3 separate regions of the Homo sapiens genome follow, and regions 1 and 2 are each linked to region 3. Evidence: chromatin loops called from intact Hi-C (ENCODE). Cell type or tissue: heart left ventricle. All regions are shown on one strand. Each heading gives the region's core, and the rest is flanking DNA. Links, peaks and the distances in the headings are about the cores only. Region 1 has its middle 140 kb from the start of XXYLT1-AS1. Region 2 holds the start of LOC107986173 (a long non-coding RNA gene). Region 3 overlaps LOC105374292 (a long non-coding RNA gene).

Region 1 (7,630 bases), core at 1,432-6,431, 170 kb after region 3:
TCACGCTGCTGCAGAAAATCCAGGAGGAGGCTCCGAGGCTCTGGAAGACAGGGAGACCACGCCAGGGAAGGAGACTGGGTCCTGAGTGGGTGTGCACAGCAGCACCCTCCCGCAACCTGTCCTGGACAGGGTCTGAGGCAGCAGCGTGCACTGAATGAAGCCCCTGAGACTTCAGGGTTGAATGTCACGGCAGTTGGCAAGTCCCCACTGACACAGACAGGTTTATTTTGGGCGTCTTCACCAGGACTCAGCCAGGCCTGCCGTGTGTCAGGGCAGAGAACCACGCATGTCGGCACCTGGCTTGCATTTTAATAAAAGTTATGATTGGAGTTGTATGGGCTTAAGAAAAAACATTCAAACACTGAGTGAGAAAATCTGGCACGCACCTTCCCTAATGACATTCTCCAAGTAACAATTTTAAAAAAAGGTAGAGGCCACGCACGGCGGCTCACACCTGTAATCCCAGCACTTTGGGAGGCCAAGGCGGGCAGATCACGAAGTCAAGAGATCGAAACCATCCTGGCCAACACAGTGAAACCCTGTCTTTACTAAAAATACAAAAATTAGCCAGGTGTGGTGGCGGGTGCCTGTAGTCCCAGCTACTCGGGAGGCTGAGGCAGGAGAATCACTTAAACCGGGGAGGCAGAGGTTGCAGTGAGCCGAGATCATGCCACTGCACTCCAGCCTGGGCAACAAGAGCGAAACTCCATCTAAAAAAAAAAAAAAAAGAAAAGGAAAGAAAAGAAAAAAGAAAGGAAAAGAAAAAGAAACGAAAGAACAGCAGCCTTCCTTCCTGCTAGCTGTGAAGGAATGGCTCTGAGTCTCTACGTTGTTCCCAGTTCCAGAGAGGCACCCTCGTGTGTCAAGAGAAAAATATCTAAAAATCTTAAAAGATCATTTTTGAGATTGTGAAATGCGTGTGTGATGGTGAGTTCCTCGCGTCTGCAGAAGTCTGCTGCCACTTGATTGACTTGGCTTCCAAGGCTGGTTCTGTGGAGAGCCGTCCCACCCAGGTGCTCAGCCTGGAGTTGAGATCCACCCCAGGGTTCTGGATGCAGGGGTCAAGAGTCCACCTCCCTCAAACAATTCTAGTCAAGTGTGCTTTCCAGAAACGGAAATCTTTACTATTTTAGCACAAATAGAAAAATAAACACGCATTGCACACGTTTGCCTCCCCACCCCCTGCAGAAATAAACACCCCACTAGAGGACATAATCCGGAGCAAGGCTGCGGGAGACATCCAGGCTTTGACGCTGGCCTGGTGCCTCATAGAGGCAGCGTCGCACGGCGGTTAGTCACCTGGGCTTTGGCATTAGGCCGTCAGGTCCAGAAACTCTGCTGACCACTGGGCAGCTGCCTGTGGCTTGGGGAAGTTATTTCAGTTCTCTGAGCATCAGATTCTCCATCTATAGATAGATGTGGTGATAATAATAACATCACTTCCCGCAAAGGGTTGTATGTGATGAAACAAAATCATGCATAGAAAACACTTAGCAGGCCGGGCGCGGTGGCTCACGCCTGAATCCCAGCACTGTGGGAGGCCGAGGCGGGTGGACCACAAGGTCAGGAGATCGAGATCATCCTGGCCAACATTACTAAAAATGCAAAAATTAGCTGGGCGTGGTGGCACTTACCTGTAATCCCAGCTACCTGGGAGGCTGAGGCAGGAGAATTGCTTGAACCCAGGAGGCAGAGGTTGCAGTGAGACAAGATCACACCACTGCACTCCAGCCTGGGTGACAGAGCAAGACTCTGTCAAAAACAAAAAAGAAAGAGAGAAAGAGAGAAGGAAGGAAGGGAGGGAGGGAGGGAGTGAGGAAGGAAGGAAGGAAGGAAGGAAAGAGAGAAAGAGAGAAGGAAGGAATAAAGGAAGGAAAGAAAGAGAAAGAAGGAAGGAAGGAAGGAAAGAAAGAAGGAAGGGAGGAAAGTAAAGAAAGAAAGGAAGGAAGAAAGAAGGAAAGAAAGAAAGAAAGAAAGAAAGAAAGAAAAGAGAAAACAGCAGAGCCCGTAGTGAACACTCAATCAAGATGAGCCATTATTACCTCCTCCTGCTAAATTCGACTTTCCTTCCTCACTTCAAGAACTTCCAACTCTCCCTATTGCTTCAGTTGCTGGTGAGCTGTTTGCGGGACCCCTGTGTCCCCTGGGTGTCCTCTGGGTTCTCCTGCCTGTGTTCCTCTCGCTGCTGCCCAGACACCAACCCCAACTGTCCTGCTGAGAGCAGGGTGGAGTGCTGCTGTGTGCGTTCCACCTGGACACCAACCAGTTTCCATTCTGTGAAATTTCCTCTTCTTCCTTGGCTTTCATTTCCACCCACTGAAAACATTTGTGAGTTATTTTCTTTGTTTAACAAACATTGAGTATGCATGTAATACAGTTTCGCATTTCTAGCCTAATTATTATTCTAAATCATCACTTAACTTTCATATGTAATGTTTACTGATTTTATAGCAACTGTATATATAATTAATCAGTGTACTTTGGATTACTAGTTTTTGATACTAGTTTTTGATACGCGCTGTATTTGTTAGTCCTTGGAAATCTTGATGAACAAGCTATTATGCTTACATAATACGATAATGACATGGAAATAGGTTCGCTGCAAACATAGGGAAAAGCTGTCCAAGAAGCCCTTGGCTCTTCTATCTTGGCTCTGGGGGCTCTTGGCCTGGATCCTGTCACCTGTAGACACTGGAATAAGCGTGTTATCCAGCAGACCTCAGTGAGCTTTGGGGGAAGACCCAGAAAGCCCTAGCTGCGTGAGACGGCCCAGCCTTTCCCTTTCTCTGGCACTTGCTCGGCCTCTCCTGGCAAAACATCCCAGCCTGGATTCAGCCACCATCCAGATGCTGAGCCCCACCCCAGACCCTCTAAAGAGGAGGGCTCTATGCAAGTTGGCCTGTGGTATTTGCTGAAGGGAAGCAGATCCTGTCTGCTTTGTTATCAGCAACCCCAGATGACCCCAGCTCTCATGTGTGTGATTGAGAAACGCTTCCTGCTCGTACAGAAGCCACACAGGGGTTGGTGGGAGTGTGCAGCCTCCAGGTGAGTGTGTGTGTAAGTGGAGTGTCAGGTGGAGTCTCTTCAGCCTCTCTCTCTCTTTCTTTCTCTCTCTCTCCTCTCTCTCAAAGATTGTTTGACTTGGATTTTCACGACACTATCACACACAATGTCCCAAATGATTCTCAGAACAGCCCAGAGAGCTGCACAAGGGAAGAAGCTTGTGAATCTCACACCAGATGTGCCAGAGGCCGGAGGCTGCACTCTGCCTCTCATCCCATGGGAAGGGACAGGCACCCAGGAGCACTGTCCTGCCTCCTCTTCCTCCAGCCCACGCTTCGAAGAGCTATGACCTTGTCCTTAAGGGCTTTACAGGACCTCGTGGCTCCCTAAAGCCTGAGGCCCAAGTCCCTCACTTTTATGTGCTTTGATGGTCTTGCCACCTTCTTTGTTTGTTTGTTCATTTGTTCATTCATTCATTGAAAGAACATTTCCTGAGTTTTCTGGAAGAAGATGGGACACATTGGAAGAATAGATGTCTGGGAATGCTCAGACCAGATCAGTGTGGATAGTGACTGGGGAGTTGGAGGGTTGCAAAGAAGTCTGAGGCAAGGAGCCCAGTTAGAAGGGTGTATTAGTCAGGGTTCTTTTGAGGGACAGAACTAATAGGATAGATAGATATATAAAGGAGAGTTTATTAAGTATTAACTCACACGATCACAGGGTCCCACCATAGGCCATCTGCAAGCTGAGGAGCAAAGACAGCCAGTCCGCGTCCCAAAGCTGAAGAACTTGGAGTCGTATTAACCATCACAGAGGGTGTTGTCAGTCTAGAGGAGAAAGGGTAACGTCCTAAAATAAGGTGGTAGCAGAGTGGTCAGCATGGCTGGGGAAGCACCATGGGTCAAAGTAGCCAAAGCCCACGGTTTTCAGCCCTGGTTCTAGAGTCAAATACAAAGCCCCAACTCTCCTGATTATATCCGCCCCCTGCCCCAGGAATGGTTCTGGGGCTCTGCTCAGGGCTGGTGCATACTCCCTCTCTCTGAGGCCTCGCCCCATTAGTTATCAGCTCTGACTTCCACCAGCCACTCCCAGGCCTTTTTCTACAGACCTCGTTATTTTAACAATGACATTCTTGGGGCCCCTGGTGGCAGTTTGTTGCTAATAAAAAAGGTCTGGGTTGCAGATGCTTCCCCCAACTGTGCCCATCTCCCTCTCAGATACTGCGTTAAACCTACTTCAGGACCGGGCAAGGGGGCTCATGCCTGTAATCCCAGCACTTTGGGAGGCCGAGGCGGGCGGATCACGAGGTCAGGAGATCGAGACCATCGTGGCTAACACAGTGAAACCCCGTCTCTACTAAAAATACAAAAAATTAGCCAGGCGTCGGGATGGGCACCTGTAGTCCCAGCTACTCGGGAAGCTGAGGCAGGAAAATGGCATGAACCCGGGAGGCGGAGGTTGCAGTGAGCCGAGATCGCGCCACCGCACTCCAGCCTGGGCGACAGAGTGAGACTCCGTCTCAAAAAAAAACAAAAACAAAACAAAAACAAAAAACAAACAACAACAACAACAAATAACTGACTTCCGAAGCTCGGATGGAACTGATTCATTTTACAGAATCCTGGGACTGGGTCTCCTTTGTTGCCCTACCCACCACCTATTTTTATTGCTTTCTTGGGGCTTAAGAATCTTGACTCCATCGGCCGGGCGAGGTGGCTCACGCCTGTAATCCTGTCACTTTGGGAGGCCGAAGCGGGTGGATCACGAGGTCAGGAGATCGAGACCATCCTGGCTAACATGGTGAAACCCCATCTCTACTAAAAATACAAAAAAACTAGCTGGGCGTGGTGGCACACGCCTGTAATCCCAGCTACTCGGGAGGCTGAGGCAGGAGAATTGCTTGAACCCAGGAGGCGGAGGTTCCAGTGAGCTGAGGTCGTGCCATTGCACTCCAGCCTGGGCAACAGAGTGAGACTCCGTCTCCAAAAGAAAAGAATCTTGACTCCATCTTTCCATACAAGCCTCCACTTTATTGGGAAATGCCAATTACTGAATCAATAAAAGAGATGTGTGCTAATTTGCAGGGCATTGTAAGGCAGAACAGGGACTGGTGCTGAATGTTCCAACTGAAATTAATAAGGAAAAAAACTAGGTAGAAAATTTAAAAGCCAGGTGCAGTAGCATGTGCCTGTAGTCCCAGATACTCTGGAGGCTGAGGTAGGAGGATCACTTGAGCCCAGGGGTTCGAGGCCAGCCTAGGCAACATAGTGAGACCCCCATCTCTTAGAAAAAAATTGTATTGAAATTAAAAATGTTGGGATGGGCAATGAATAAACTTTGCTGTTTTCAGTTTTTGAGATAAAGGAAATTGAATATGGGAATATCTCAAAACAAGGGGAGTTTCAAAGGTGTGTGGTGCCGGAAGAACCATTGTTTGCTGCAGTGAAATAGGCTGAACACGGAGTTTGTGCCCCCAAGTTTGAGACGCTTGCCCAGAGGCTGCACCATTGCCTTGCTCCAGCTGACAAGGGCTTTGGAACGGGCAAAAGTGAGTCCTGGGCCGCACTGGCTTCTAGGCTCATCCGGCCTTGACAGGGGGGACTGAAGGAGGGAGTAAGGGGAGAGGAAAAGAGCTGTTTGGTGGGAAGAGGAAGTCTTAAACACAGTCACGCCCCCAGACACAGGGAGGGAATTAGAGGGTCTCACTTTCAAGAGTCCTCCCCATTTTCATGAAGTCTGTTTTAACATAAAATCAGAGAATCTTAAGCTAAAAAGAGGCAGTCGAGGGCGCTTGGTCCAATCACTACCTAAGAATGTTTGAATCTATGTTCAAATCTCTTCTGCCACGTCCTTGACAAAAGGCTCTGTCTTCTGCTCGAGCACCTCTCGGAACAGATCGCTCGCCACCTCCCAAAGGAGCATAGATGTCGTCGGCAACCCTGGGGAAAGTAAGGTACTTCATCACGCCTTGTGTTCTGCATTTTGTACCTCCGCCTGCCCGTCCCAGCTCAGATGAACAGGGCTTCGGAGCACAGAGCAGCTTGCTCTTCCCAGGATGTCCTTCCAGGCCTCTTCTGCCACTTCTCCCTCACTCCAACCCCCAAGGATCCTCAGCTTTCCTCAGATGTCCCAGTCTTCTGCCTGTCATCACCTGGAAACAACCCGGCATGTTATTGTCCCTACTACCGGGTGATGCGGAGAGCCTCACCTGACCCTCCTGATAGGCCAGGTGTGGATGGAAGACAGCAAGCTGCTCCCTTTACCACAGCCACCATTCCTCTCCTGGGCCCCAGGTGCTCCAGCTGGCTCCTCTCACAGCCGATTAAGCCTGCATCTGGTTGACCAAGACCACAAGCCTTCCTCGGGTGTGCTGACCTTAACTCCAGGCCCTCTGTCTGGCAGGTTTTGCAGATCCCCGGAGGGGCTTCAGTCATCTTCTAGCCAGAGAGTGGAGAGAAGGGGCCAGTCAGCAGCTCGGTCTGTCCAAGGCAAGAGTCAACGTTGACGAAGGAACAGAAAGTAGTGGAGGGCTGCCAGCCCCAACCTGGGGAAACAGAGAGAGGGAGAGCGGTGGGGTGCTGGGAAACGCTGCTCACTGGGAGTCAGGACACCTGGGCCCCATCTCAGCAAGCCTCCCCACCTCCTGTTTGGAACCACTTTTGAGTCCCTCCCAAGGAGAAGGAATCTAGCTGCTCCTGTGCATGGTTGAACTGCCGTCACCACCACGGCCGGACAGGGATGAAGATGGGCCTACAGCTGTGTGTGGCCCGTGGTGGGATTTTTTTTCATTTCTCTGGCCCCATGGCTTATCACAGTGCCTGGGCCATAGCTGTGCTCAGAATCTATCTTTTCGCAAAGCAGTGAGTTAAAGGAATACTGGGACTCGCCAGGGCTCCCATGGCCGACAGATAGCAGAGCCAGAATCCAGGTCTTGGCGAGTCTCCCTCTTCTCATGGCCTCAAGCCAACTCAAGTCCAAATGGGTCAGTGGCAGGTTAGCTCATCCCTGTGTACGCCCTGGGCTGCGTACACAGAACCCGCTCAGTGAGTCCACCCTCACTTCTCATTACTGTGAGCCTGAATGTGTCGTTTTAGCACGTGCATGGGGAGACCACCAGGGTGTAAGGAGAATAGGGTGGGCCAAGTGTGGAAACCCAGCAGTTCATTCTGGGAGGGCACTTGACCTGTGTTTAGCATTTGCTTTTCTTTGCCCTCTTTTACAGTAGGGCGGATCCTTCATAAAATAGAGACATCCTGGTCAGGTGTGGTGGCTCACCCCTGTAATCCCAGCACTTTGGGAGGCCAACATGGGCAAATCACGAGGTCAGGAGTTCAAGACCAGCTTGGCCAACCCTGTCTCTACTAAAAATACAAAACTGTCTCTACTAAAAATACAAAAAATTAGCTGAGTGTAGTGGCAGGCTCCTGTAATCCCAGCTACTCGGGAGGCTGAGGCAGGAGAATGGCGTGAACCCGGGAGGCGGAGCTTGCAGTGAGCCAAGATCGCGCCACTGCACTCCAGCCTGGGCAACAGAGTGAGACTCCGTTTCAAAACAAACAAACAAACAAACAAAAAAATAGAGGCATCCCAAAAAGCAGATGCCAAGCTAACTGCCCTGAAGTTAAAT
Region 2 (7,630 bases), core at 1,628-6,627, 68 kb after region 3:
TCACAAACAAAGGAAAGAATGAAGGGTTTTATTGAAAATGAAAGCACGCTCCACAGTGTGGGAGTGGGCCTGAGTGTAGGGGCTCAAAGGCCCTGTTTACAGAGTTTTTATGAGTTTAAATACCCTCTACTTGGAGTACGCTCTATGTAAACAAAGAGGGTGAAGTAAAGTTACAAAGTCATTTAGTCGGTGTATGCCCTATGGAGAGGGTATCTTATGTTTCCTGCCTCCAGACCCTATTTTCCTGCCTCAATAGGATTCACTCATTCAACAAATATTCTCTGAGGGTAGCATTTTACTTTTTTCATGTAACACATGCCTCACCAGGAGAAGGCAAAGTCTGAAGAATGCTGGATCCAGATGAAAAGGCAGAGTGATTTCAGAGAAACGATAATGAGCTGACAAGGCTGGAATGTTACTTCCCCAGACAAGACCAGTGTCATCAAGAAGGCCTTGGGGCTCTGCACAGGAGTCCCTGCTTTCCTTCTTCTGGCTGAAGCCACTCTTCAGCATGAACTTGATAGACTCTTGTTGTAGGTTTTAGGTTTTAGAAGAGAATTGAAGTGTCAGCTCTTCTAAGGTGTGAATATAGTGAAGGACCTCATTGGGAGTTCTTTCCAAAGCGTATCTGTTTCCTCTTTTTTGTCTTCATTTTTCGGGGGAAAAAAAAGGAAGAGATAGAGAAGAAAAGGAGGAAAGAAAAGAAGGTAGGAAGGGAGAAAGGAGGGAGGGAAGGAATTTGTTGCGTCTAAGAGAACCAGTCATCAACAGAGCAACAAATACTGACTGAGTGTCCATATGTAATGGGCAATGGGCTGAATTCCCGGGGAGGGAGTGAAGGAGTGGGGATGGTGGGCAAGAAATGAATCTGATCCAACTACTGCTTTCAGTAAATTCACATTAATTTAGAGCCAGACAAGATATAAAAATACATAGCTCTCATATGAGAGAGACAGAGCTACTTTATCTACATCTATCTTCTTATTTAGACTGTGCTTTGTGCCAGAAAGTGTTAATACATAAAACATAACAAGGGAACATAATTTAAAAGAAGGAATAAAAGGAAAAAATAAGGGTAAGGGCATAAAAAAGGGGCCAGGAATGAGACTAAACTACGAGAACCATAAATATACATATAATGAGGGTGAACCCCAAATTTGACTCCAAGCTTTCTAACAGCTTCCAGGACAGGAAAGCCTGGGAAAAGGCCCAGTTCCTGGTGTCCATAAAACAAAAACTGACCAGTTGCTCAGGAGTGGTTTGGGCATCTCTCCCGAGGGTCCTAATTGAGAGAGCGCTGCGTGATGAAATGAGCCATGTCCCCCTAACACCTCTCCACAAAGGTCCTCACAGGGCGATGTCTTATGATGCCTCTCAGTGTAGGTGTATGGCTTTCCTCCTCCCCACCCCACTGCAGGGGTACAGCACAGAGTAACATGTGGTATCGGATTAGGACACTGAGCATTATTTATTTATTTATTTATTTATTTTTGAGACAGAGTTTTGCTCTGTTGCCCAGGCTGGAGTGCAGCGGCACAATCTTAGCTCACTGCAACTTCTGCCTCCTGGGTTCAGGTTCAAGTGGTTCTCCTGCCTCAGCCCCCTGAGTAGCTGGAATGTCAGGTGTGTGCCACCATGCCCGGCTTTTTTTTTTTTTTTTTTTTTTTTTTTTTTTTTTTTTTGAGACAGAGTCTCACTCTGTCACCCAGGCTGGAGTGCAATGGTGCAGTCTCGGCTCACTGCAGCCTTCGCCTCCTGTGTTCAAGCGATTCTCCCGCCGCAGCCTCCCGAGTAGCTGGGATTCTGCAGGCACGTGCCACCACACCCGGCTAATTTTTGTATTTTTAGTAGAGATGGGGTTTCACTATGTTGGCCAGGCTGGTCTCGAACTCCTGACCTCAAGGGATCCACCTGCCTTGGCCTCCCAAAGTGCTGGGATTACAGGTGTGAGCCACCATGTCTGGCCAGGGCACTGAGCATCTTGAAAGGGAGAAATGCTGGCCAGTTCAGAGATAGAGGGAAGGGGTCAGATTTGGACAAGTGGAGAGAGGTTGGGGTGAGGGAGAGCATGCTAAGTGAGCAAAGGCAGGTTGCGCAGGGCTCAAAGAATAGCAAATATTTGGTGACATAAGACTGCCCTTTTCCTCCTCTCTGCCTCCATGAGCAGGAGTCAAAAGGGCGCCCTAGGACTCTGCGTGCTCCTGTCTTGGCAGGAGCCCAGCCTCTCCAGAGGGAAAGTCTAGGCCTTTATTGCAGAGTGGCCACAGGAGGACTGAGGCAGCTGTGTTTACAGCAGTGGTCTCAACTAGAGGCAGCTCTGCCCCAGGGATATTTGGCAATGTCTAGAGGCGGCTGCCAATTGTCACAGTTGGAGAGGAGGCGCTGGTGGCATCAAGTGGGTAGAGGCCAAGGATGCTGCTAAACATCCTACAATGCACAGGCCCCAAATGTTAGTTGTAGAGGTTGAGGAACCCCGGGTTAGGGACAATCCTTAAGATGATGATGGTGATGACCACGCAGGATGGTGATTCCACTTACCCACGCTGCCAGTGACAGGACTCTCACCCATTTCCTCCCATGACCCCCACGCAATGTGGACGGTCACGATGGAAGAGGAGGTTGAAGCCTGGAGAGCAGGAGTGACTTATTCAAGATATGTTTGAAGCTGGAGTGTTTGTTTCTTCTCACTTCTCCTCCTCTTCCTCCTCCTTCTTGGCCGTCAGTGTCTGACTGATCCTTCCCTCCACAGCCTCCTATGTTGGGAGAATTTCCTAATGTACAAATCTAGAAGCTGAACAGGACAGACAACTCACTTACCCCATGTTCCTTGAGGCCTAAGTGTGGGCCAGTGAGCCTTACTCACCTCCAACTTTGAATCAGGAGCCAGTGACGGCAGTGAAGCTGGGACAGGGGCAAATTCTTTCCAGCCACTGTGGTGGTAGTGGTGACGGTGGTGATGGTGGTGGTGGTGATGATGGTGGTGGTGGTGGTGGCAGCAATGATGGTGGTGGCAGCGACATCCAGCATCCACCATGGGCAATATCGGAGGTGCCTGCTGAGCTCTCTGGGCTTTGTCAGGGAGAAGGCGGCAGCCCTGTCTCTGGGCTGGTTCTGTGGCTGTGGTTCCAGCTGCACGGGAACCTTTTGTTTCTTTTAGTTTTCCAGTCCTGCGGGCCAGCCGCCTTGTGAGCTACGTGATACCCTTTCACAGCATTCCTTCTTAGCTCCTATCAGCCGGAATCAGGTTTTGTGGCCTTCAGTGAAGAACCGTCACTGACGCGCTCTGTGCATGGCCTTGGGCTTCTCCGGAGCTCATTCTTGCTTCGGGCGTTCACCCTCTATAGAGCTCAGACGTAAAGTGAACGGGGTCCGTGCGGGGTCCAGTCAGAGTCTCAGCTACTGCTCAGGAGCGCTCGCCTCCTCCACGAGGCTCTCGGTGCATTCGTGTCCTCCAGCTCCTTCTTCCCTTAGGGCGAGTGCTCTCTGAGAGGCTTCTCTGCTCCCCTGCCCTGATGCCCTCCTTGGGCCATTGCTTTCTAGTTTGCCAGATGAACCCAGGTATGTATGAGTTCTTCCTGTGGATACAACTTGAATTTCCTTCCCAGAAGCCATGTTAACCCCCACAACACCTTCATTCCTAAGATCCCCCGTCTTAGGCTGGGACCATTCATTACGGCATGTGAATTTGCTGCTGCAGCCGAGCAGGGATGGGGACAGTGCAGTCACCTGGCAGCTCAGCCCCAGACCGCTGCTCAGAGAGGCCAGCAGCCTGTGGTTGCCGAGGAGACCATAGAGGGAGCTTCCAATCTGCTGGGAACGCCGGGGCTCCTTCTCAGCCCCAAAGGGAAGCCCAGCAAGGTTCAGATGAGTGGCACTCTATGCCTGGAGACTTGCACCCACTTCTCAGTGAGCTCCGAGAGTCGTGTGGCCTGCCTGTCCCCTGGAGCAGGTGGAGTCGTATTTCTTGTGGGCACTGGGACCTGGCATGCAGCCACAGGCTGTGGAAGGCAGTATGACACCAAATCCTTCCCTTGTGATACCCAGGCCACAGAGACAGAACAGGAAAGACAAGCTCCGGGAGCCCTGGGGAGGGGCTCAAGGACATCCCCCGGGCCATAAGCCTGGAGGGAGGTGCCTCCACCCCTGCCCGTCCGACAGACAGCCCATCAGCTCTGAGCTGCAGAAAAGCCAAGGCAACCCTGGCAGGGTCTGCGTTTACTTCTTTCACTTGCTTCTGCTCGGGGTGGAGGAGTGGGACTGGGGAGGCCAGCGGAGCCTTCCAATTCCTCCCCAGGGCAGAGGGGGAATGGAAGTCCTGGCGGTGGAGCTGGAGCTCCGCATCCTCCTGGCCCTGCTCAGTGGCTGTGGTGAGGGCCCCATTCTAGCCTGTGGTGAGGCCTTTCTTCCCTCCTGAAGTTCCCCCTAAAGCTAGTTCTCTTCGTTTCTCTCATTAACGGGTTCTCCCTTTTCACGTCGAGATAATTAGAAATGGCTTTCCCACCCATCCCAGATACATCTAAAAAGATGTTTGATGCAGCCTTGGGAAATCGTTGTATTGTCTTTGGTATGCCGACTTGTGAATATTTATAAGGGCAAATCTGGTTGGGAGCGGTGGCTCGTGTCTGTAATCCCAGCACTTTGGGAGGTCAAGGCCGATGGATCACTTGAGCTCAGGAGTTTGAGACCAGCCTGGCAAACATGGTGGAACCCCGTCTCCACTAAAAATACAAAAGTTAACCAGGCTTGGTGGTGCACACTTATAATCCCAGCTACTTGGAGGTTTGAGGCAGGGGGATCTCTTGAACATGGGAGACGGAGGTTGCAGTGAGCTGAGATTGTGTCACTGCACTCTTGCCTTTGCGACAGAGTGAAACTCCGTCTCACACACACAAAAAATATGGTCAAATCTATTAATCCTTGCCTTTATTGTAACTGCTTTTTCATGCCAAGAAAGGCTTCCCTTGTCTCAAGATTACATTAACTGTCTCTATGTTTTCTTATGTTTCTCTTCTGAAACCAGCTGGAATTAATATTGGTCCACAGAGTGAGATGGAGATGGAACATTATTTTTTCCTAAACAGCCGTTTGCCCCAGGCCTGCTGGTTGATTTCTCCTTTCTTCACTGATTTGCTATGTCAACTTGTAATAAAAGAACATTCTTATGTGTTCTTGGACTTTATTGTCTGGCTGCGTGTATTGATGTGTTTCTTTGTTTTGGCATCATTTGTTTCAGGGACATTTGCGAAGTCAAAGCAAAACACAACTGCTTTAACTAGTTGGGCTTCTTTGCAAGGCTGTACAATAAAAACCATCAGCTGTTGAGAATGCGACAGGGGTTGTTGGGGGTAGAGGGTGGCCTGGCACGGTGGGTGACAACTACTAGTCCTCCCCTGCTCGGCCAGCTTGAAGAGCGGTGACAAAAATGTCAGGCAGAAAGCCAGAGGAGGCCAGGCTGGGAGGACTTGGAGAAATCACCTTCTGGCCCAAGCTTTTTACTTCCCAGCTATGGCACCTGAGGCCCAGAGAGGATAAACAAGGTCCCCTGTGGTGGAACTTGGATAGGAACTCAAAGGGATCGTCCCCTGAGCTGTTTGTCCTGCATGCCTCTCTAGTTCTTGCCCTTTTCGCTGTCACCTGGCCAGCGACCTTGGCTTTAGCATGCCTCTCTCTGGTCTCCATCTCCTGTCTGGTTGACAGAACCCCTCAGGGTGAGGTTTATGTCACTTCTCTATTAAAAATCCTGGCTCAGTGATTCCCCACTGAAGTCAAACCCAGCCTGATGTTTAAGGTTTTTCACACTCTGGCACCCAGCTAAATGATCTCATTTTTCTCTTACATAATTTGTTAGCTCCAACCAGACAGACAGACACTGTCAGGTCCTGTATATTTCCCTCTGAACCCCTAATTGCCCTTCCTCTTCCTGGATTACCACCAAACCACACCCACTCTTCAAAGCCTAGTCCAAAGGTTAGCAAAGTTCTCCCAGTTCCTGAAAGATTAAGTCGGTTGCCCAAATTTCTCTTCCTCCATGGTGCCCAGGCCAGAAGACGTCTCTCCTTCCCCCGGAAGACACATTTCCATGGAGGCACCGCTTTTCAGGCATGTAACACTCTTTGCCTTTGTTGTCTGGCTGCTTCCTAGATTGTGCCCTCCTTGGGGACAGAAGCTGCCTTTCACATGTGTATCTTCTGTAGCACCTTGCGTTGTAGGTGCTAAATAATACATAATATAATATGCAGTATGTGCGAAATGATATAGGACAAGTAAATAAATAAAACATTTCCCCTCCCTACCACTCTCAGAACCTTTTATTACTTCTCATGAATTAGGATGAAATGTATTCCCAGGTTCCTGAATGACTTAATAAGCTCACCAAAGCACTGTAGATTTTTAGAGAGTTAGGGAAAGGAGTTGATGTACAGAATTGCAAATGCAATTCTATTTTCAAAAAGAGAGAGAAGATACACTCTGAAAACAATGATATAAAAGGCTGAAGTCCATTTTGGACAAAATTTTAGACTGTATTATTAAAAGGATGCATTATGTAATCCCAGCACTTTGAGAGGCCAAGGCGGGTGGATCACCTGAGGTCAGGAGTTCGAGACCAGCCTGACCAACATGGGGAAACTCCATCTCTACTAAAAATACAAAATTTAGCTGAGTGTGGTGGTGGGCACCTGTAATCCCAGCTACTCGGGAGGCTGAGGCAGGAGAATCGCCTGAACCCTGGAGGCGGAGGTTGCAGTGAGCTGAGATCACACTATTGCACTCCAGCCTGGGCGACAGAACGAGACTGTCACACACACAAAAGAAAGAATGTGTTAGGAGCGTTTAACACAGGTTCGTGCGGAATGCATGGTGATGCTAATGCACTGAAGACTTATGTGGCTCTCACAATATTTCATTTAACCCTCACAACAGCTTTCTGAAGAAAAGTTTGTGCTATTATTATATTCATTTTATGGCTGAGAGAACTGATTCAGAAAGGTTAAGTTGCCCCAAACTGCACAACTATGAATAACAAGTAAGACATGAATCCAGGGCCTTCTCTTTCCAAAGCTGGAGCTCCTTCTGTTACCCGGTGCTGCCTCTCTCAGGGGCCTGACATAGGGCTTGGCAAACAGTGAGTATTTAATTTTAGTCCTCCTCATTCTATGTCATAATGTGATAGGCCATGGACTGAATTATTCCACGTGGTGCAAGAAAGTAGCCAGTTCTGTCCTGGTCTAAGCTGAGCCATCCATGCCTGGGCCACGAGACCTAGAGGAGTCGGGTGAGCCAAGTTAGGTCCTGGGCTGGCCGCCTGGCTATCTTGCTTCTCTTGTAGGATAATGGCAGCTGCCTCATAGTGGAGGTTGTGACGATTACGTGTGGTAATGCAGAGAAAGCAAGGAGCACAGAGTCTGGGGCTTAGAAAGTGCTTGACAAATGCTGGTCTCCTTGTCTCCAGCTCTAAACACCAGAGGGGCTTGCCAAAGTGGACCGTGTTCACACAAGGGCCTCAGGGCAGCGGCTCAAATCCCTCTTCCTCGAAAAGCATCACCTGGAGATGTTCAGCCTGGAAAGCATTTGGAACCCAAAGCCCTGGAGCTCTGAAACAGTGTCCTCCAAACTCCTTCCAAAGCTGCCT
Region 3 (7,630 bases), core at 1,070-6,069:
TAGAGAAGGATCTGCTTCCCAACTTCGCATATGTTGGTAAGATTCAGGCTCTTGCAAGTGATCGGACCAAGGCCCCCAGTTTGTTGTTGGCTGTTGGCTGGAGGCTGCCCTCAGTTTCTAGCTGGTTGTGGGCAGTTGCCTTGAGTTCCTTGCCACATGAGCCTCCTCAACATGAATGCTTGCTTCTTCAAAGCTGGTGAGAGAGAGGCTCTTCTAATAAGATGGACTGTACAAGCTCACATTATGTAATCACAGAAGCAACAGCTGTCACCTTTGTTATACTTTATTGCTTAGCATCAAGTCACAATTCCTGCTGATACTCAAAAGGTAGGGATTACATCAGGGCGTGGGCACCAAGAGGTGGGGATCATGGGGCCACTTTAGCCTCTGTCTCCACCCATCTCCTTCTCCCAACCTCCCTGTCCACTCTAGAAACAGCAACCTAGTAAAATTCATGAAAGCTTCCCTTAGTCACCTCAACCACAGGGCTTTGCTTACATCGTTCTTTAGTACTTCATTCATTTATTCAACAAAATACATATTGAGCATCTGCCGTATGCCTGGAGCTAGAGGTAGTATAGTATAATGGTTAAGGCTTCAAGTTCTGGAATCAGAGTCTCTTGTTCCAAATCCTGGGTCTCCACTTCATGCTGGGTCTCAATAAACTCATCTCTAAATAACACTAGGAGATTTGTAAGTTTGAAGGTTAATTTTATGTGTCAACTTTCCTGGGTCATGGGGTGCCCAGGTATGGGGTCATACATTATTGTGGGTATTTTTGTAACATTTAATGTTAATCTCATCCAAAATTAATAATAAGGTGAGTGGGCTTTATCCAGTAAGTTGAAGTCCTGTGTGGAACAAAAGTCTGACCCTCCCCCTAGTAAGAGAGAATTCTTCCTATTTGGTGGCCTTTATCAGAACTTCCTGGTTCTATGGCAGCTGTCATCCTTCTGACTTGAACCGGAACATCAGCTCTGCAGATTTTGGACTTGCCAGTCTCCATAACTGTATAAGTCAATTCCTTATACTAAATCTCTTTTTATATATCCCCTATTGGTTCTGTTTTTCTGGAGAACTTGACTCATACAGTTAGGCTAAATGAAATCACACATGTAGAAAACAGCATGGAGCTGGGCTCCTAGTAAGAAATCAATGAAGATTAAATTTTATTTTAGGGGCTGGAGAACCAGTAATGATTCAGTGGGCTGTTGTCCAGCCTTCATGGAGCCCATGCAGCCTTTCTCATGAGTGATTGCGTGTGTGCCGTACCTCCCCAGCAGGGCTCCAGGGACGTGTCTGAGAGCAGATCACACTGTTTGTCTTCTCTGTCACCTGCCTTGCCCCTAGCTTGGGTCTGGAACACTCAGGGCTTCAGTGACTGGGCGCAGGATGGATGCCCTCCAACCCAACACCCCTTGGCAGTATGCCATCGGCAACAGGGCAAATCTACTTGATGCCAGTCCTCACGCCCCCTCCGTGCAGCCAGCCACGCTGGTTTTCCAGCTTCCACATTTGTCATGTAGTGTGCTCAGATGCTCCGTTCTTCCTCTTCATTCTGTGGATGAGAAATTATGGCCAACCAAGAGTTCTGCCTTCCTCCTTCCGTGCTTGCTGCTTGATGAAAGTGGGTTGCTAGTGTGTCATGTGGATACATTTCTCAGTCTGAGAACACAGGGAGTGGTGCTGAGAGTGAGTGGGCAGAGGGTGAAGGGTGGTGCCTGGGAGGGGAGAGCTAGAGCCTCTGAAACCACATGGTGGACATTTGCCTTTGATTGTTTGCTTGCCCGGAATCTGACCTGTGCTCTCCTACGTTGTGAGAATCCTCACTGTGTGCGTCTTACTGGGAGGCAGGGCTCTGTCATACACAGTGAAAGCCAGAGGCCCAGACTGCCCTTTCTCTAAGTGCTGGCATCCAGGGCCTGGGCACTAAGGCAGATTTGGTTTTAGGCTGCTGGCTTGGGTTAGTTTAGGATAACTCTGGTTATTTCGGGTTATTGCAGAAGTCCTAGACAGATTGGAGAGATCAGCCCATCAAGTATATGCTGATCTGGGGTTCATAGAGAATCCAAAACAGTATACTCTCTGCAGTCAACATTTTCTCAGCTCAGACTTTGCTTCCCAACATCCTTTTATTTCTTTTTTGTAGGGAAGCTGAGGGAGAGGGTAAAACTGCAATTAGCTGCCTGCCCTTACTGTCTGGGCCTGTACCCAGCTCATCGGGACTGTGTTCGCAGTGTTCACATGGTAAACGTGTCACCAGGGGCAAACTGCAGCCTCAAAGGCAGGGAGTGGGATAGGAAAACTGGGCTATAAATAAGTCAGAAAAGCAGCTTTTTGAAAAAGGAGTGGCTACTTACAAAACTTAGGATTCTCGAACTGGAAAGAACCTTGGAAATTTAGAAATGGAATCAGAGTTGGAATCTACCTCAGGAGTTTAGGCCAATTATGCGAATTCCTTTCTTTTTGGAGTGATTGGCTGAGGCGTGGGAATATGACTTCACCCTAGCCAATGAGATGGAAAGGGGAGCCTGGGAGGACATCTGGGAATGTTTCCTTCATTCATAAAAAAAAATACCAAATACTTGCTTTTTCCTATATCTGAGTGCGTTTGTATGAGGGAATGTCACCTGCAGCCGTGGGTGCCATCTTGGACCAGGAAGGGGAACCCAAGAAAATCCCAGATAAGCTAACCCGGAACTCACCCAATTTAAAGACTCACCTTCAAGCAGACTTCAAAATCCCGATACAATACATTCCTTGACTTTGTCTGACTCCTTCCTGGACACCCCTAAGACTCAGTGGAAGTAGCACTCTCCCTTGCTGAGGTAAGAATAAATACAGTTGTTTCTTATCAACAGGTTGCTTTGGTGATTTTTGGGGAGCCAGCATTAGACACCAGCAAACAATAGGAAAAATTAGTGGGATGTTGTCCAGGCTTCATGGAGCTCATGCAGCCTTTCTCATGAGTGATTACGTGTGTGCTTTACCTCCCCAGAGGGACTCCCTCGTCTCCCTCATTTACTCTGGCTTGTAGGGGAAGATCATGCTCCAGCCCTTTGAGTTGCCATGTGTCTTCCTTCCACAGTTTCCAAGGGGCCTCCGGGGGCCTGTCTCCTTTCACACTCTCTTGTCTTCTTGCAACTTGGACTTTTCTCCCTGGAGCTGGAGAAAGGAGAAGCCATAGAATTGCCTGACCTGCCCACCCCCCACCCTTCCCACCCTTCCCCACCCTCGTTCATGTGATACCGTTTCTTTTACTCAAATGCTTTTTTTCTCTCTCCCAATACACAGATGATGGAATATAGGAATACCGGTAGACACATAGGCAGAGATTGCTTTTTCATCCCAGGAGGCTCAGCATTTTCCCACTCAGTTATTGAGCTTTTACAAGCCGCTGTTCAGGATGGTCAGACTCAGTTTTTTAGCACACCAGTAATTGCTTCTTTCTTTTTTCTTGGGGAAATTTTAGGCCACACTTTCTGTAGCAGCCCATGCTCCAATTGGACTAGCTGTGGAACAATTAGTTTCATAAATGAATGTGTCTGGAAAATGGATTCCAAAGTCCTCTGTCTGGTGTGTGACCTTGAGCTGTGTGATCTTGGACGAGTCCCTTTTTTTTTTTTTTTTTTTTGTGAGCCCAGGTTCCTCCTCTGTCAAAGAGAGAGTTGGGCTAGATGATCTCCGAGGGCTCTATGGCTCCTTGAGATCCTGCAGTTCATTGATTCTATGCCTCAAGGGGAAAGCATTTAGAGGGAAATGATTTGTTTTTAATTATAGAAACAAAACACGCTTCTTATTGTAAAAATTAGAACAAGTCAAAAGTATGCAAAACCTAACACATTGGTGTTCCTTCTTTGCTCCATAAATTCCCCTAGAGAGAGTCTTTTGGGGGCAGTATTTGCCAAGAGCACTCAGTGCCTGCTTTTTGATGATGTTGACACCAATGACTTCCAATTCACTGAGATAACTAAGGGCTGTTTTGAGAAGCAACTGTTTGTGTTCTTATCGTTTCCCTTTCCTTTGGAGGAAAATTGCAGAAGTTTTTTTGTGTTGTTTAAGGGTTGCAAAGCTCTGCTGCCTGTGACCACGCCTATGTCTTTGTCAGAAAATAGGACACATAATCCTGGCCTTAGCCCAAGACTCAGATTTGTGAGGTGCGTGTCTTCAGGAGGGCCTGTGACCAGGGTGCTGACTGTCCCACAGAGCCATGGGCTGGACACGCAGGTCCAGAGATTAGGTCCTAGCACAACAATATTGATCTCAGCACTTTAGTCTTCCTATAAACATGAACATTACCTTGTTATGTGTGTCTAAAGTTTTAATCAATTGCAGTTGGACTCTGTAGCAGAGAACTGAGAAAATACCAAGTGTTGGAGAACAACAATGAAAAGCACTTTTATTACCTGCCATTCTGGGGAAGCAGCCCATTAGGGAGACATAGATCAAGGGCATTGGCTACCAAAGTTCTCAGCCACATGCTTAATCCCTTAGATTACAGCTCATAGCTGCCTCAATGAGGGTCAGACCCGAGGAAGGAAGATAAATAGAATCCAGTGTGGCCCCAGGAAATTTGGGCAGGGCCATGCAGATGTGGGTGTGAGGTGAGGCTCAGTGTTGAGGAAGGGGTCGGGCGGGGAGAGTTGTATTCAAGGAAGGGGGATGTATTAAACTGTTTCTCCTCACCAGAGAGCAGAGGGAAGGAAGAGAGTAGAAGGCTGATGGGGCATTCTAAGGGTTAGATAGGGAAACTGATGGAGTGACAGTTGGCTGAACCTGGCCCATGGTGGAGAGCAGGCCAAGCCACACAGCCAGCCCCTGCCTCGATCCTTGAAGGCCCTGGAGAAGCTCACTGGGGTTAAAGAAGCAGGGGGCAAGGCCAGGCGCCATGGCTCACGCCTGTAATCCTAACACTTTGGGAGGCCGACGTGGGCGGATCACAAGGTCAAGAGATCGAGACCAGCCTGGCCAACATGGTGAAACCCCATCTCTACTAAAAATACAAAAATTAGCTAGACATGGTAGCGCATGACTGTAGTCCCAGCTACTCAGGAGGCTGAGGCAGGAGAATCGCTTGAACCCGGGAGACGGAGGTTGCAGTGAACCGAGATGGCACCATTGCACTCCAGCCTGGCAACAGAGCAAAACTCCATCTCAAAAAAAAAAAAAAAAAAAAGAAGCAGGGGGCAAAAAGTACAAGATGTTAAAAGACTGTGCCATAATACTACTAACTCATTCATTCAGTTACTCAGTCATTCATTTGTCTACCCAACAAATGTTTATTAAGCCCTTTCTATATGCCAGATGCTGTGCTAGGCCCTGGGGATATAATGGTAATAAGACAGCTGTGTCTCCTGCTCTTATGAAGGCTGCAGTCTAGTGGAGGAGATTGCGGTTGAATTAATTCCAAGGTGAAAGGCCAGGCAGAGGGGCGGCAGTAGAGAGGGTGGGGGCCTGGGGGCCTGGGCAGGGTCAGAGAGTGACCAGTACTGCAAGCAAGAGGGCAGAGGGAGTAGGTGCTTGTGAGGTGTAAACAGTATGAGGTGGCCTTGGGAAGGTTGTGGGGCAATCCTAGGGAGGCATGGTGGTCCTAGGGCAGGGCTGCAGCTTCTGGAAGAGTCTGACAGGTGTACCCTGCCAGAACTGGTCCTGGATTGGACCTGTGGGAATGGAGAGGGAGGGGTGATGATGATTGACCTCTGGGTTATGGCTTGGGGGTCTCACAGGATGTTAAGATGGGAGGTGGGGATGGGGTGAGGGTGGGGAGGAGTGGCACAGAGATGCTGCCCTAGTCACAGCTCCAGGTTGCACAGTCCCATGGCCCCGATTCCAAAATTGGAGGCGCTTCAGGTTGAAAGCACCTCCTCTCTGCAAAGCCCCAGGGAGACAAGAGGCTAGCAGTCTCTCTGCTCTTCCTGAGGATTAATTCATTCTGAATGTTTTCTTCTCAAGAATGAATTGAGATAACCAAAATTAGGAATTGGAATTTGAAAGGGGAGACTTCAGGGCACTTCCTTAAAAGGAAGGGAAGGTGAAGTGGATGGAAGATACCAGGAGTGACAGGGAGTGGGACAGTGCAAAGAATTTGAACAACCTCTAGGAAAATCTATTTTTTCTATGATCTCACCTGGCACTGGATATTCTCTGTGCTGTTTCCTCACCTGTAAAATGGAGGCAGCAATGTCATCTCACAGGACTGTGGTGAGAATTAAATCATAACCCCAAGCCCTTGAAGTACAGCATGGACTTAGTAAATGTTAGCACCCATCCTTCATGCTTGGCCTCCACCAGCCCCTGTGGAATAAAGGATATTATGAATTGCCCTGGCTCACCTTGGGGACCAAGAGAGAGAAGTATGCGGAAGTCCTTGGCAACCTGCACACACAGGTATACTTATCATTGAGATGATGGCGATTAATGACAACAATTTTCGTGAAATGTCACCCGAAGGGCCAGTAGGCTTGTAAGTAGCAGGGACAGCTGAGATCCCCATAGCAACTGTCTTCCCTATGCAACAAATACGGGTGGGAAACAGTGCAACTGTCTAGAGAGAGCTTGGGCGGTGGTCAGAAGGACTTGGAATTGAATCTTGACTCTGCCACCATGAGCTGCGTGACCTTATGAAACTACTTAATGTCTCTGTGTCTTATTTCTTCATCTGAACAACATAGATAATGCCATCTAGCTCACAGGCTGTCACCAGCAAGAGACCTAGTATGTAGAACTTCCAGTGCACAGCAGGCAGAATAGCATCGTGTAGGGTCCAGGTTAAGGAGTGACTTAAGTTCATGGGGCCTCAGGGTCCTCAGCTGTGAAATGTGGATGTTAATAGTAGCTACTTCCTAGAGTTTGTTGATTAAACACATCATGTAAGGAAAGCACATAGAACAATGCCCAACAGTCATTGTTAGTTATCAAAGTAGGTGCTCCAGATGGCTCTTCCCTCATCGCAGGCCTCTTCTGACTCCCACCTGCGACATTTACCCATGGGAAGGAGGCTCCTTTAGTACAGGAGTTTCCTGGAATCCAGAGAGGGTTTTTGTCCCATCTCATGGTCCCTGTAGGGAGCAGTATGAAAATTGTTAGAGAGGTAAGGCTGAACTCAGAATCTTCTGGTAGCCTTGACAAAGCCAGTGGTGCTTTTATGAATCTTAGGCCTTTCCCTCCTGTAGGTGGAAGGGATATTAGCCCGGGTTCTCTAGAGAAACAGAACCAACAGGGTGTGTATATATACATCTGAGAGAGAGAGAGAAAGAGAGAGAGAAAGTGGCGTAGGCTGGCAGGCTGGAGATCCAGGAAAGAGTCTGAGTCCAAAGGCAGCCTGCTGGGAGAATTCCTTCTTGCTCAAGGGAGGTTAGTTTTTGTTCTATTCAAACCTCCAGCTCATTAGATGAGGCCCACCCATGTTATGGAGGGTAATTTACTCAAGGTCCGCTGATTTAAATGTTAATCTCATCACAAAAACACCTTCACAGAAACACCCAGAATAATATTTGACCAAATATCCGGGCACTATGGCCCAGCCAAATTGACACATAAAATTAGCTATTGCATCTTCCTCACACTTCTTTTTTTTTCTTTAATTAAAAAAATTGAAGTTGATGCATGGTATTTGTATCTATTTGTGGGG

What was found. A loop is a pair of places that touch in the nucleus more often than their neighbours do. Peaks named below come from ENCODE experiments on the same cell type or tissue, not always from the same donor. Only the 100,000 strongest peaks of a DNase experiment are listed, where the experiment ranks them.
Region 1: a loop joins it to region 3, with 2.7 times the contacts of the local background. A loop is called at or near these places in 6 of 110 quality-filtered maps.
Region 2: it touches region 3 in a loop (2.0-fold over the local background); 10 of 110 quality-filtered maps call a loop at or near these places.

What each region holds. Positions count from the first base shown.
Region 1 is chr3:194,950,196-194,957,825 of GRCh38, forward strand. No RefSeq gene overlaps it. Among named protein-coding and RNA genes, the nearest start is that of XXYLT1-AS1, 140 kb to the right of the region's middle. In heart left ventricle, for the core only: a CTCF peak has its summit at 4,135 (motif pointing left); a DNase peak (open chromatin) is centred at 2,816; H3K27ac peaks cover 1,696 bases.
Region 2 is chr3:194,849,266-194,856,895 of GRCh38, forward strand. It overlaps LOC107986173 (a long non-coding RNA gene), which reads right to left and starts at 4,635. Exons shown (of 3, transcript XR_001741086.2): 1 at 2,864-4,635; 2 at 2,539-2,753. In heart left ventricle, for the core only: no CTCF peak of the experiment used is centred there; a DNase peak (open chromatin) is centred at 3,987; H3K27ac peaks cover 1,452 bases.
Region 3 is chr3:194,781,481-194,789,110 of GRCh38, forward strand. All of the region lies in intron 3 of LOC105374292 (a long non-coding RNA gene), which reads left to right. It overlaps LINC01968 (long intergenic non-protein coding RNA 1968), which reads left to right. Exons shown (of 4, transcript NR_037891.1): 4 at 1-688. Among named protein-coding and RNA genes, the nearest start is that of LINC01972, 17 kb to the left of the region's middle. RefSeq lists an enhancer at 1,153-2,352. In heart left ventricle, for the core only: a CTCF peak has its summit at 3,885; no DNase peak of the experiment used is centred there; H3K27ac peaks cover 1,341 bases.